Regions from separate parts of the Homo sapiens genome. Here region 1 is linked to region 2. A link is a loop called in an ENCODE intact Hi-C map of the cell type or tissue named here. Cell type or tissue: PC-3. All regions are shown on one strand.

Region 1 (8,000 bases), 280 kb before region 2:
CGGAAAATAGCGTCAGAGACATTTTTCACGTTGCCACCTTGGCATGTGTAAATAAGACAAATAAAAACGTTAAGCGGAACAAATCACAGAGAGCCACAAAGCGGATTTCACACATGCCTAGCAGACCAGAACTCTCGGCAGTTGCTACGGACTTACGAAAGGACAAAGCGAAGAGCTGCACTGTGATGTGAATCTTTCATTATCTTTAATGAAGACAAAGGAATCTAGTGTAAAAAACAACAGCAAACAAAAAGGTGAAGTCTAAATGAAGTGCACAGCCAAAGTCATGTATACCAGAGGCTTAGGAGGCGTTTGAGAGGATACTCATCTTTTTGGAATCCTGACCTTAGGTTCGGCATGTAGACCAAGTGATGAGAAGTGAATACATGGAAGAGTTTTTAAGTGTGACTTGAAAAATATGCCAAAAAATGAGAGATACAAATGAGCTAGAGGAAGATGAGGGGGGATGCGAGTACCTCCAAGAAGAAAAATCACACTCTGAATGGTGCTTGCATTTTTGGGTTTTTTTTTTTTGTTATAATCTATTCATGGATCTCCACTTTGATTTAATTTTTAAATGTTTTAATCTCCTTTACAAAAAGTATACGTTAATATACCGTCCTCAAGGGGGAACTGGCACTGTGACCTTAGCATTTAGTTTTCTAGAGGATGTGATCTAATTTCTTTCTAGCTCATCATTAAAAAGGAAATTGTATCAGGACCCATGGGATATATCCAGAGGCAAACTTTATGAGGCTTTGAAATCTTGCCTTCCTGAAGATAGCTGAGTAGGATGGTTCTAAGGAAAGCCTTTGCAATCTTGCAAGATTTGTAGACCAGCACTACAAAGATCGCATAGATCAAATAGGAAAAAAAATGTCGATTTTTATTCAGTCTGATGGTTCTGTTCTTCATTGTGATTGTCATTAAAAAGTGGTAAATTGCTCAATGTAATATTTTTGTGCGCTGTTTAGAAGTTGTGTGATTTTTTGCCATCGTTGATAAAAATGCAAAGTCAAATAAAAGGTGTCTTGGTTTGATGTCATAGAATGATCCAAGGAGAGAAAAAAGGTAGTTACTGTTTTCACCAGAAAAGGTAATGAGTGAAGGAAAGAATAGTAGCAGAAAGCACAGTTTGTGAGTAAAGCTGTCTGGAATTAAGTTACCAAAAATACAAAGCAAAAGGACTATTATTTTGGGTTGAAGCTCCAAAACTGACAGCATCTGATAATCTGTTGGTTTATTTCACTTTTCATTAAATGAACATTGATGAGAGAAGATGCCACTTACCCAAGCTTTAGAGAATCCCTAGTGGAAGATTATATGATAAACTTTCAGTCCTGACATAACACTAGGGCATTTCTAGAGTGTCATTGCTAAAACCTCACTGAACAGATGCAGCCAAGGTCTGTGTTCAGCACTTGGTCTCTGTTGTTACGTAAAATAATAAGCATTTAAAATAGTTTACAGATATTTTTGACCAGTTCCTTTTAGAGATTCTTTCAGAGAAGAAACCAGATCTGACCTGTTTATTGTTGGCGCTTGTTGAAAACGAGCTTTCTTTCCCATGATAGTGCTTCGTTTTTGAAGTGTTGAAGCTGTGCTCCCCTTAAATCGTGGCAGGAGAGATTAAGGTAATTACAACACTCAGTTCTATGTCTTACAAGCACTTTGTCTTGTCTCTGCAAGAAAATTCGATTCCAGTCATTTCCCATAAAATACAGACATTTTACCAACATAATATGCTTTGATTGATGCAGCATTATGCTTTGGGCAGTATTACAAAATAGCTGGCGAGTGCTTTCTGTATTTAAATATTGTAAAAAGAAAATAAGTTATAACTGTTATAAAGCAGAACTTTTGTTGCATTTTTTAAACTGTTGAAGTCACTGTGTATGTTTGTTTGGTCAATGTTTCCGCAGTATTTATTAAAACATACTTTTTTTTTCTTCAAATAAAAAAGTAACCATGTCTTTGTCTAAATGTGATCTGTCTTTTATTATCTACTTCCTGATTTAGCTGTTTAGCTTTGTTCTTTAACATAGGTGATTACAGAATCTGGCCTAACGTTTTCTGAACTAGAAGGCTTTGGAATTTTTTGATTCTTCATAGTAGTAACAGATAAACCTGCATATATAAAAGTTTTCATGATGCTTTCAAATCACAAGAAAAAAATGGGGCATAATTAGATTAAGTGATTTGATCATATACAAAAAAGAGCTATGATACTGCCTAAGATTAACTTGTAGAAAAGATGGAAATCCTTCAAGTCTTTAAGAATGAAGCAATATGATGCAGTCTCAAGTCACAGGTTTAATACTAATATAAGCCTAGTTTGCCTCTCTGCCCTGTGGGGTCCTAAGCCTTGGTCCTTAACCCATGCCACCTCGCAAGGCATGCCCTTGTTCACAGCAGTTGTGGGGATGACCCAGAACACAGCTTTTGCAGCAATTCGTGGAAGGATAAATAACACAGCACAACATAATACAAGTTACCCCACTGATCTGGGAGATGTACAGTAAGCATGGAACAGCTTAAAAGAGAGGACTATCTCCCCATAAATCCAGTTGATTCTCAGTCTTCAGCTAAAATACTTACATATAAGTTTTACATAAGTGTCCAAAGATACTCTGTGGGATTTTAAAACAGTGCTTCTTTTTACACAGCTAAGTCACTTCATATAAAAAAATGCATCCTTGTGGCTTCTTTTTTTCTGAGTGGCTTTGGGAATCTTGGAGGTATAGTTATTTGCTTGGAAATAATTCTCAGAAGCCCAAAGCAAAGGGGGAAGCAGAGAATCCAGCATGAGTGAACAAATTAAAGCACACTGACATTATGAAATGGCCTTATAAACAATTTTAAGCACAGAGATTTACTGAAAATGTCTGTAACTCATTCTCGTCATCAAATAGTAAAGGAAATAAAAGTACTTTCCAAATCCTTCGTGTTGAGTAACTTCGGAGCATAATGTCTAAGTCAGGCTTGCAAGAAACTCATTTCTCAACAATCACTGGCACAGAAAAATAAAAAAATAAATAAAAAGCTGAGGTTTTGCTGACCTTGGCAGTATTTTATATGCTGTACAGTAATGTTCCTCTCTGGTCAATTGTTCTTTCCTAGCAGCTTTAATTTGTTGAAGCAAAAGAAAAACGTTTGTCTTCAGCCTTGGGCATGGATGCCTTCGTTTTCTCTGACTTCTTGCCTTAGCAAACATTTCTTCTAAGCATTCTGTGAACATTCCTTTCTATTGATTAATGATCATGGTTAATGCCTTTTTAAATACTAAAAGGTGGTTTTCAAACTCTGAGTAAGACTTACACTGTGTCTCTCTCATTTTAATCTTTTACAGGAATAGTTTCTTAGAAGATTCTAGTCTTGCAGGGAGTCTGTCTTGAGTACAAACTTAGAAATAACTCAGGGAGTTATTTTTATTAGAAAGAATTTTTTTAAATGACCTCATCTTCTAACTCTCCTGAAACTCTTAAAGCTGCTTATCCTTTTTCTACTGGGTTATTTTGACACCAGCATTCTGTTTTAACCTCAAAGTTTTTATTTTTATCATTTTTCTATTCACCAAATATTTATTGAGTGCCTACTACATGCCTGTCACTTTTCTGAGTTTGGCTCATAATCATGAATTAAATACAGTCTCTCACATGGGGAATTTATAATGTAGTAGTGGGAGACAGTCACTACCAAACTATAGTACACCAGAACTGGTTGTCATTTCCATTGACATAAACTGAATCAAAGAAAGTGAGTAGGCACTAAATATTCCAATACATAGCCAGGCACATTAATGCAATAGCCGCATATGTTACACCACATACGGAAGATGATCAATTGCTAGTGAGAGGACGCTCCCTTCGTTCTTTATGTCTCCCAGAGGCAGTTGGTAACTTATTTACAACTTTAGGTTCCTCTCAGCTCTGGGAACATAGTTCTTGCCTCTTACCACTTGTTCATATACTTGGCTACATAAATTCCCTTTCTGTTTTCTCCTTTCCTGAACATAATCTCCATGAATATGACTCTTTCTACAAAACTACAGCATATAAATAAATAGACTCAAGCAACATAAAGTATTGTGGTGGGCTGCATAATGACTCCCCAAGCATGTCCACCTCCTAATCCCAGAAACTGTGAATGTTTCCTTGTATAGCAAAAAGGACTTTGCAGTTGTGATCAAATTAAAGATCTTGTGATGGAAAGATTATTCTGGATTATCCAGAGAGGGCCCATGTAGTCACAGACCTTTATAACAATTATGTAGGAGGAATCAGAGTCAGACAGTGGCAATGTGATGACAGAGATGACAGAGGGTCAGGCAGAAGGATGGAGAGAGATTTGAAGATGCTATGCTGCTGGATTTTTTTTTTTTTGGCAGAGTCTCACTCTCTGTCACTCAGGCTGGAGTGCAGTAATATGATCATAGCTCACTGCAGCCTTGAACTCCTGAGCTCAAGTGACCCTCCTGCCTCAGCCTTCTGAACAGCTGAGACTACAGGTCTATGTTACCATACCTGGCTAATTTTTAATTTTTTTTTTTTTTTTTTTTGGTGGAGATGGAGTCTTGCTATGTTATCCAGGCTAGTCTCAAACTCCTGGTCTCCACCTCTCAAAGTGCTGGGATTACAGGTATGAGCCACCATGCCTGGCTTATGCTGCTGTCTTTGAAGACAGAAAAAGGGGGCCATGAGCCAAAGGATACAGTTGGCCTCTGGAAGCTGGAACGGTCAAGGAAAGGAATTCTCCCCCAGGGCCTCCAGAAGAGTTGCAGCCCTGTGGACCTACTTTAGATTTCTGACCTCAAGAACTGTAAGATTATTAATTTATATTGTTTTAATCCACTACATTTGTGATAATTTGTTACAGGAACAATAGGAAACTAATACAGGTACACTAACAAAACTATTTTCTTCCTTCACCCCTTGCTTTTGGCTTCTTTAGATGATGAGGCAATGGTTTTTACTCATGGAGCTGCTACCACAGACCCTGGGCACTCCCTTCACACATGGCCTCCCTGCCGCACCTGAGTAGATCAGAAATCACTCTCTTTTCACTTAGTGCCCTCAAAGCTCCTGGACAATCACCTCATCCTGTTGGCCTTTTATGAGAACATTCATAGTAAATATTCCCTCTAATATCTGCCTCCTGAGCACCTTTGAGATAGATGATAATTATGGTCCTGGTCCTGCAAGGCATAGAATATTGGAGGGAAAAAGAGTCAGTGTTCTGGGATAAAATAAATCTGTGAAAGTTTTCATCCAATATTTACTATGGGCATGACTGTGATAATTACTGTGTGGAATTTGGAGAAGTCAAAGACCTAGCTCCAGATTCAGCTAAGGTAGATGACGTTTACCCTGGCCTTGCATAAATGTTTCAAGTATATTGAGGTGGTGACTGATCATGGGGAGAATGGACAATCAGAGGAAAAAATATATATTGTGGGCTAAAGCAGTTTTAGATGTTTTCTTAGAAGTGTAGACATTTTATAGAAAAAAGAGATATCAAAATTAACTATTCAGGAGTTTCTTAACCTCTTGTTTTTAAAAGTTGGTTTCCTTTAAAAAACTTAATGACAGCTATAAACCCTTTGTTCCTTAAAAATGCAAAAATACATATGACTCAGATAGCCATAACATTTTACACACAATTTCAGGAAGTTCACAGACTTCCCTTGATATTCATTCATGAACCTATAGTACCCAGATCAAATATTTCTGTGTCAAACTTCTCTATTTTACAAAGAAGAATATGGAAGTTTAGTTACATTCAGGGACTTGCCCAGGGTGGCTAAGCTAATGGCAGAGACTAAAAACAGGCCTTCAGATTCTCAATCTCTGTTCTCCCTGACCCTGGCCAACGAGGAGGCTATTGCTTGCAGAGGCCCAATCAAATGTGTATTTGCCATTTGATGGGATTAGAATGTGTGGTTTCCTCCAAATCCAGATATGGTACTGCTGGCAAGTGCAGTGGAGTTTTTCTGAGAGTAGAAAATAATACAATGGAAATAGTTGTTTGGGTGATGCCTTTTGCTTTTGCAGACCCAGTCATTTACTTAGTCAACAAATACTCTCTGAGTATTTTCTATGTCTCAGATGCTGTGTTCTGTGCTGGGCATACAGAGAGATGAATTAGACCCTGTCCTTGTTCTATAGATGCCTGTCTAGGGTGAGAAAGACAAATACAAATAAAATCACAATTCAGAGTGATAAGAAATGTTGGGGGAGTATAAATAGACAGTCCTCTCCTCCGTCATTATTGTTGTTGCTCTTCTCTGCTCATGTCCTAAATATCAAAGACTGATTCTTAGAAGGATTAAAGAACAAATAAGATGAGATCAGATTGCACTTAGTTGATTTTTTTCCCTCTGTAATTCTATGGAGGATAATTAATAGTCCAATTCTGCTGATGAAAAAAATGTGTTTCTTTATCCTCCAAATGCAAGCTCGCATTCTGCCTGGGATTCAAAGGGAGAAGGTTCAGGTGTTCTCCTAATGCCATGTGCAGAAGCAGGCGGGTATTACTTTTCACAATCAGTAATAAAAGGAGTAACATGTTTTCTCAATAAAGACATCAAGCCTATAGTGTGAGCGTGTATTGGTGAGGAAGGAAGGAGATACACACACACACACACACATATGTATGTATCTATATGATAGGACCAATTAACCTCAAGAGCATAATAGCAGTAACACCTGCTATTCTAAGGAACAGAATCCTAAGGAACAGAGCTGTCCAAAGGAACAGAATTCAGAAATTCAAATCAAAATAATCAATTCAGTAATGAGGGACAATGTGAATGACATCTTTCTTCATGTTTCATACCCAGCCATTTTTCTATGGAAGGCTTTCCTAGTGCTCACCCCAGGATCTGTTAAACCCACTTCAGGCAGTAGCTAGTCATCCTTTTTGCAGCTTTAGATAGAAGTTGGTGGGAAATCCCTTTAATGCTGACTTAATTATAGATAAATGGGTACCTGGAAAAAAAGGAATAGGTTGCTTAGACTCTTAAAGAGACATTTAGATTTGTTGAAGTCAGTCTTCCAGCTGCATAGGTCTGGATGTCGTTGACAAACAAAGTCCTAAAATGAAGCTGTCAGCCAAGAGAAATCAAAATCTGTCAGTTGTTCCTTTCATATCATGGCCACTTCTGTCATTCTCTGAGGCCCTTCCAAAGTGGGAAGAAAATAGCTTTCTGGCTAGAATGTTGCAACACCTTCCTTGCCATCTCTTGACATCACTCGAGAGAAAAATTGGGTTGCATTTCCAGTTCCCTAATGAGACAAAACAGATTGAGGAAAGGCAGAGGAATTATGTCAGTTTGGGAAAGACACAGGCAGAACAGTAAATGATAAGTTTTTTTGTTGTTGTTTTGTTTTTGTTTGCTTGTTTGTTTGTTTTGATGGAGTCTCACTCTATTGCCAAGCTGGAGTGCAGTGGCGCAATCTCAGCTCACTGCAACCTCCGCCTCCCGGGTTCAAGTGATCCTCCTGCCTCAGCCTCCCAAATAGCTGGGACTACAGGTGCCCGCCACCATGCCCAGCTAATTTTTTGTATTTTTAGTAGAGATGGGGTTTCACTATGTTGGCTAGGATGGTCTTGATCTCTTGACGTTGTTATCTGCCTGCCTGGGCCTCCCAAAGTATTGGGATTACAGGTGTGAGCCATTACACCTGGCCATAAGTCGTAAGTTTTTAAACAGTAGACCCTAGATGGTTCTAGTTTTTGTATGTGTTATTCCCTTAAGTGCTGCCCACAATTAGATACTGATAAAATCTTTTTGATGATAATTTAAATATGGTTTTGTTTAAATTAATCAAAAAACCTAGAATCATCAATGGGGCTTATATTAGTCAGTGTTCTCTTAGAGGGACAGAACTAATAGGATATATATGTGTGTGTGTGTGTGTGTGTGTATACATATATATAAAATATATATATGGGAGTTTATTAAGTATTAACTTACACGATCACACACAATAGGCTTTCTG
Region 2 (8,000 bases):
AGGTCCATTCCAGACCCTGTTTGCCTGGTTATCACCAGCGGAGGCTGCAGAACAGCAAAGATTGCTGCCCGCTTCTTCCGCTGAAAGCTTCATCGCAGAGGGGGACCCGCCAGATGCCGGCCAGAGCTCTCCTGTATGTAGTGTCTCTTGTCCCCTGCTGGGAAGCATCTCCCCATCAGGAGGCATGGGGGTCTGGGACCCATTTGAGGAGGCAGTCTGTCCCTTAGCAGAGCTTGAGTGCTGTGCTTGAAGATCAGCTGCTTTCTCCAGAGCTGGCAGGCATGAACATTTAAGTCTGCTGAAGCTGCCCACAGCCACCCCTTCCCCAGGTGCTCTGTTCCAGGGAGATGGGAGTTTTATCGGTAAGCCCTTGACTGGGGCTGCTGCCTTTCTTTCAGAGATGCCCTGCCCAGAGAGGAGGAATCTAGAGAGGTAGTCTGGCTACCAGGGCTTTGAGCGCTGTGGCGGGCTCCGCCCAGTTCGAGCTTCCCAGGCACTTTGTTTACACTGTGAGGGGAAAACCCCGTACTCAAGCCTCAGCAATGGTGGACACCCCTTCCCCAACCAAGCTCGAGAGTCCCAGGTTGACTTCAGACTGCTGTGCTGGCAGCAAGAATTTCAAACCAGTGGATCTTAGCTTATTGGGCTCCATGGGGGTTGGATCCGCTGTGCAAGAGCACTCAGCTCCCTGGCTTCATCCCCTTTTCCAGGTGAGTTAATGGTTCTGTCTCACTGACATTCCAGGAAAGCCTACTTTTTGGATATATGTCCTCTAATCTATTTAGAAGGGACTCGTCCCTTTGCTTAAGGCCTGGTGGGATTTCCTCTGGGTGAAGTTTAATGGGAGTAGTCTATGAGAAGCTTGTGAGTTTTCATCAGCAACCATCTGGCCCAGAAAGTCTATAAAAACTATATGTCTTCCTTTTGCTGAGATACTTACCTGAGTGTCCCTACAGAAGACCAATTATGGGTTGTAGGCAAAATCTGTCTTTGTACCCTCCCATCACCAAATAAATTATTCCATGTCTGATCCTCACGGCTACTTGAACTGATTCCCACTTTCTCGAAAAGACTGAAAGAAAGCAATAAAGGGAATGCTTAAATTTTTTGAGCACTGTATTTGATAAGGAAAAAAAGATGTAGGAAATCATTTGACCCACTTCCATCTCTCCTTACTCTTGTGAAATTTTATGTCTCTAAGATGTAAAGAAGATAAATGGTCAATCTCTAATAAAGGAAGCATTCCTAATTTTCCAAGAACTATTCTGTTTGTGTTGTTTCCTCTAGTGCATTGTTAAAGTTTTCCTCCACTGCTTTTCCAGTTAATGATTTTGAGGACAATATCCCTTCCATTGATCTCTAGTTTGATAGACAGCAGAATGAAGTTGTGTCTTCTCACTATTGCCTCTTGAACAGAGAGAAGGAAAAGGGAAAAAAAAATTCCATCTTCAATGAAGACAGGAAATGGCTATGACCACATACCACAAAATTATTAGAATAACTTGCCAAGTCTTGCGAGACAATACCAAGGACAGACGCACATTCTGTAGAATTCTGGCAATGTTTCAGCAACAGCAGACATTGCTGTTTGTCTAATGGAAAATGGAAAACTAGTTTTTTGCCCATTCCCTCCTCAGGCTTTATTCTTCGTCGGCAGAGCCTTGGTTTTTGTGAGTATGAGGTGGTCACAAACTTCAGAGACTAATTATGATTAGTTGTAGCCCCCGATCATGATTTGTCCTGGTTTGAGAATGAGAAGTGACACAATTCTGGAAAATGTATGCAACAGTGTGCTTCTGGGAAACATTTTCTCATTTTAAAAAGGGACACAGGGGCCAGGCACGGTGGCTCACGCCTATAATCTCAGCACTTTTGGAAGCTGAGGCAAGTGGATCACCTGAGGTCAGGAGTTTGAGGCCCGCCTGGCCAGCATGGTGAAACCCCATCTCTACTAAAATTAGCCAGGCGTGGTGGTGTGTGCCTGTAGTCCCAGCTACTCAGGAAGCTGAGGCAGGAGAATTGCTTGAACTCGGGAGGCAGAGATTGCAGTGAGCCGAGATTGCACCACTGCACTCCAGCCTGGGTGACAGAATGAGACTCCATCTCAAAAAAAAAGGGACACAAATAAGGTTAAGCCTCTTTAGGGCCTCTGAATAGCATTATCTGCATGTAAGGCTTGGAAATATGGCACCTGGGACCGCAAAGGGAGCCAGCCTAAGGGGAAAGTGAGTGTGCCCATTTTGGCAGTCAGAAAAGATGCAGAGGATTTGAGTGTTTCATAAGGTCTCTGTTCCACTGAATAATCACCCTGAAAATGCTTTTCTCATCATTCTTCAACATGCAAGATAATGCATGTCCTAGTGGTTTCAGCCTTCTTACTCATAGTGAAAATCATCCTAATATAGCAGGGTCCTCAAACAGTAGGGCTATCTCTGATGGATCCAACACTCCTTTACTATTATAATGACAAAATCTAGGGGTGAAGATTATCTGTGGAAGCACCCTTTAACCCTGGTTCTTAAAACATAATGGAGACATTGTGGGAAAGGGTTGGCTATACATCTATTTGAGCATTAATAGATAATAATCTATTCAGATGTAGTATTAACAATAAGCAAATGTAGGAGTCATTTAGATCACAAGAGAAATATTTAAAAATGTTGAGAATTTCAAAATAACAATATAATTAACATACTCTTGAAGGTGAAATGTGATAGAAATATAACTAGGTTAAATTTCTGATTTTTCACACTGGAAGTTGATTGATACTGTTTAAAGTAGGCAAATCAAGCAGCAAATGTTTAAATGTATTATTTGAAGATACATACGTATATGTATATATATGTATTATTTTAAGAGATCTGTAAGAAAAATTTAAATTGAGAACATAATAACCAAAATCAAGAGATGAAGTAGAGAAGAAAAGTGGGAGAAAATACGAATGTTCCAGTTCATTCACTGTTTAAAAGGGACAATTCATATACACTCTGTAAAAATGAAAGAAATAAGAAGCATTATTGTTACAATTTGTAAACATCAACACTACAGGATCTAAAAACAGAGAATGTACTCTCCAAGCTACTGGTTGGGAAACATAACCAAAACAAAACATGGAGACAGATCATATATAAAAATTAGACAATTTACAAAGCAGCAATGACAAATCATATAAGAACTAAGAACAAGCCTATCTGTCATGTCAGTAAATGTAAATAAGATGAACTCAAGTTTTAAAAGAAAGAGACTCTCAGATTGGGAGGAAAGCCTCAAGACCTGAGGGGGTTAATGAGGTGCTGACAAGGTATAAGTGGGGAGAGTAACCCATCTGTCCCCAGTTTTAAGCTGCACTTGTTTTTTTTTTTTCCCAAGTAGCGCTGCTTGTGTTTAGAATTTCACGAAGTCTTTTATGAAAACATTTTTCTTCGGCTTAAGGCTCTGAACCTTTCTGTTGATAATAAAATTCTATTTCAAGCTGGATTAGAGAGCTGCTATGCCATCCTCTCTACTGCTTTGACATTTCCAATCTTTCTCCTGGTGAATACAAACATTCCTTTCCTTTTCTTGCACCCTCAAAGAAGAGTTTCTGTACTCATCAAGTCAGAAGCTATCAACTACCTACCCTATTCAAGAACGTTAAGACCTCGTTTTTAACATTGGTCAGTTGAGATACCCTGTGATTCTAGTATCACAAGAATTCTTCCACATTAATTGAACAACCATTTGCTATCATGAACCAATTGCTGGCATTGCAAAGCTAAAGAAGTCTCAACACCACAGGCTGCATGTTATAGGCTATGAGCTTTATGATTAGGTTCAGAAAATAACAAATATATGCCATCAATATGGAAATGAATGCCACTGCAGTCAGATGGACACATCAGCTTCCATGTTTCAACAGACTTGAGTGGGTGAGTTCGTTAAAATAGCACATGCTTCTAAAGAGTAAATCAGGTTGACTGACTACAAAAAATCTTTAAAACCTCAGTGTGTATATTTTTAAACTGTTACATCATGGATAGGCAGGTCAAACTCCATTGCTGTTTAAAAGAGCAGTTTTCCACCTCAGTGGAAAAGACACCTGGATGATGCAAATAGGTATGGGGTATGTTGCAATTTGTTAGCTATGACAGTTAGTGTGTGAAAGTTTGAGAATGATTTACTGAAAAAAAACAACAAATTCAAGGTTATCTACATAACATCACACTCGTGAGTATTTTGATATGCATTATTGAGCTTGAAATAAAGGGATTTAAGTATAATTACTCCTCAGAGAATCCCAAATAAATCTGTGTATACCCACGGGAATATGTATAAACCATTGGCTTAAATGCTGATGGTTGAAGAACAACCTAAAAGAAGAACTTGCAAAGGTGCTGAAAATAAATAGTATAGGGAGATTAGAAAAATAAACTGAGAGCCTGCCCCCAAAATGCTTGTATTTCCCTAGCAAGTCTAAAGTAGCTACGATTTTTTTTTTGAAAGAAAATAAACACCTGGGAAAACCACCAAGAACAATGTGTAAATCCCCTTCCTTTGTTTGTCCAAGGAACTACACTGAGCCACCCGAAGAAGCATAAAATCTGTGGAATTTTTGTTCCCTAGGAGGTGGAATACAAAACCCTGAATAAGCTAGGATTGCCGTCTTTCATAACCAACTATAATTTTATTGATTTCCACGTGTTATCCAAGTCTTATTAAGAGAGATGAGAAGTCTGCCAAAGCAAATAGAAAGATGCACATACTGCCATCTGAGTTTTATGTTACGTGGGCTACACCTATTGATGGAATTTAAAATTGGAGGTTGCCAAGAAGCCAGAAGGAAAGTGCAGGGTGATTTATGTTCTCAAAACACAGATAATACTCTATATTAAAAATTTCTACTTTTTTCCATGGAACTGCGTTCATCTTTTGGTAATAATATACAATACATTTTTCAATGCAAAATAATGATTTTTATCATTGAAGATCATTATCTATCAATTATCATTGTAGATGGCTAAATGTGGTCAGTCCTTGACTTATGCTTTTCTTCCCCCATAAATTCCAGTGAAATAGTTTAGATTTTATTAAAGTTACCTTTCAGGATTTATATAGAAAATAGTCAAGACTTTTTTAAAAAGCTACAATTATTTAACATTTCATTGAAAAAATCAAAATTTCAACAGACAATAAAGTGGAATCATTTATTTTTGCATATCCTTTGATATTTCCTGAAGATTAAGGGTCTATATTTATAGGAATCCTCTATAAACCAGTCTTAACTAATGATTACTCAGCTTCTGTCATGCTAGTTCTGTCTACTCCTTTTACTCACGTATTTGCTATATAGTAGAAATCATATTTTCATATAAAGGATCTTAGATACTTTAAATCATGGATCTTGATTCTCTTTGACATTTTCTTTCTTAGTCTAAATATTTAGAGGTCCTAAAAGGTCCTCTATTTTTGAAAATGTGGACACTGTTTCACCTTTCAGTTTTAGGGATGTTTTATTTCTGGATCATGGTGATTGCCTTTTTTTTTTTTTTCTAAAAGAGATGAAAAACAATTTCAAGATTGAATGCTTAAATTTAGCTCAGTTTCTATAATTAAAAGTGATAAAGGAATTATAGAATCTCACCAATATTTTGCTGAGGAATAAGACAAAGAGATTCAACCAAAAATGATTAAAAGTAGTGATTGGCAAAAACAAATAAATCACGTTTATATTTGTTTCGCTTGGGACTGAACTCGTAGTAGTTAACAGATATCCCTATAAATAAGGGCTTAAACTCAAAGGTATTGTTTGGCTTAAGAGGTAAAACGTTGTTAAGGATTGTGTTAGTTCACTTTTACACTGCTATAAAGGAATACCCAAGGCTGGGTAATTTGTAAAGGAAAGAGGTTTAATTGACTCACAGTTCCACATGGCTGGGGAGGCCTCAGGAAACTTACAATCAAGGCAGAAGGGGAAGCATGCACCTTCTTCACAAAGCAGCAGGAGAGAGAAAGAGTGTATATAGGAGGAAATGTCAAACACTTACAAAACCATCAGATCTCATGAGAACTCACTTACTATCATGAAAACAGCATGGGGAAAACTGCCCCCTTGATTCAATCACCCTCCACCAGGTCTCTCCCTCAACACTTGAGGATTACAATTCAAGATGAGATTTGGGTGGGAACGCAAAGCCTAACCATATCAAGGATAAGTATTGCAGGGCTGGTATGACACCTCAAAACTGTGATTAAAGACACAGACTTCTAGTGTCTTCCTGCTCTGCCTTCCACAACTTGTAGGTTTTGATTCTGTGGCTGAAAGGCTTTTTGCACGTCTAAGGTACAGAATCTATCCTCCAGGAAGGAAGAAGGGCACAGTACAAAAGGCAAAAGATCAAATGGAACATGGCTGGAAGACTCCCTTTGCAAAACTTCCCCAGAGGTCCTGCTGATGGACTTCTGCTCATACCTCATTGGCCAGAACTGGGTCACATGACCATGTCAAGTATAAGCAATCTGAGAAACTGAATCCATCCCTTTAACTTAGCACAATGGTGTGGTGCTCTAAGGTTCTCTTGGTAAGGAGGGAAGGGAATGATAATCAACAGTACCTGCCACAATACCTACAGCATTGAAAGCCTTCAATAAGCTGGTAACATACATGCATACATACATGAATCAAAACACAAATATTGCTAATTTTATTTGTATATTTCATTGAAAGGTGCTGTTTTCACCATCCATCCATTTATATAATATTTAAAATATCAGTAATAATTACATGTATTTTTAAAACTTATAAGCAAACATATAGTTACTTATTTCATATTTTTGTGTTGATAGCCTACACGAGGATTTTGTTTTAAAATATTAAATGAAATACTTCAATATAAGTATCAATCAAGTGAAAGGGAAAAATAATGGATGAGTTATTCTTAATTTCCATATCCTTTTATGAAGTTGTACAAAAGTGTGGAAAACAAGAGCATCAGCTGATTCAATTAAACCTAAATAATAATAATGGCCACTATTGATTGAGTCCTGTATGTGACAGAAACTTTAGATATTTTAATTAACTTACCCTCACAGCCCTTTAAAGAGTCAAGATTTTTCACTCCATATTCTAGATGAGGAACTTGCGGCAGAGAATGATTAAGTCAGTTGTCTAAAGTTATACAATTAAATAGCAGAGCTAGGATTTAAACTCAGGCTTTTTGGACACAGAGACCACACTTAACCACTATGCCACAATGATTAAATCCAAAATGTTATAGCGTTTATTTACCAACTCTTTGCATGCTTTGTGACAAATAAGTGTATATTAGTAGAGACTAAAATAAATAATTTTTAAAGTGTGTAAGGATCCAGCCTTCCATTTCCAGGGCATATTTGTTTTATCCGGGTTGTCAAAGTAGCATCTAAGATAGACAGAACATTGTCTGAAGAATAAAATGAAATTTAAACAGGATGAATATTATATTCCTGCATTTATGTTCAAATATCATGGCAGAAATATATGGAAAAAAGTCTGATACAATGCATTTATAAAATACTTCTAGTATTTGCCTAAAATAACATACATGCAAGTGCTTTCAATATTTCAGTTGCTATATAAGTGATATATATTTTTAATAAACTTCAATCACTGTAAATCTAACAGGCTCATGCTTACCATGTAGATGGGAAGAGAGAAAATGATGAGGTTGTTTTAGCAAGAAAAATAGAGACTCCATAAATTTGTTGAGAAACTACTTTGTTCCAGACACTTGCTGGGAATGCAAAGATCACAAGACGCAATCTCTGTCTTTAAAGTATGCAGAGATTAATGGGACAGAAACAATTAACAGATAATTTCAAAAGCCTAAGAACTGTGATCAAGATAATCACAGTCTTATGGGGTCACAGATAAGCCTGTACGCCAAACTGAGGGAAGTAGAGACAGTTTTATGACTGTCCAATGGTTTATTTCACATTTTGAACACTGGGTTAGAGTCAGGCAGAGGAGGGGGAGGTGGATGGGT

The links. A loop is a pair of places that touch in the nucleus more often than their neighbours do. Peaks named below come from ENCODE experiments on the same cell type or tissue, not always from the same donor. Only the 100,000 strongest peaks of a DNase experiment are listed, where the experiment ranks them.
Region 1: a loop joins it to region 2, with 4 times the contacts of the local background. A loop is called at or near these places in 2 of 110 quality-filtered maps.

The regions. Positions count from the first base shown.
Region 1 is chr2:150,462,178-150,470,177 of GRCh38, reverse strand. RND3 (Rho family GTPase 3) reads left to right here. Exons shown (of 6, transcript NM_005168.5): 6 at 1-1,983. The coding sequence ends at 191. Among named protein-coding and RNA genes, the nearest start is that of RND3, 21 kb to the left of the region's middle. In PC-3, no CTCF peak of the experiment used is centred here; a DNase peak (open chromatin) is centred at 3,207; H3K27ac peaks cover 2,552 bases.
Region 2 is chr2:150,185,050-150,193,049 of GRCh38, reverse strand. All of the region lies in intron 1 of LINC01818 (long intergenic non-protein coding RNA 1818), which reads right to left. Among named protein-coding and RNA genes, the nearest start is that of LINC01818, 20 kb to the right of the region's middle. In PC-3, a CTCF peak has its summit at 4,762; DNase peaks (open chromatin) are centred at 1,519 and 4,669; H3K4me3 peaks cover 1,047 bases; H3K27ac peaks cover 2,240 bases.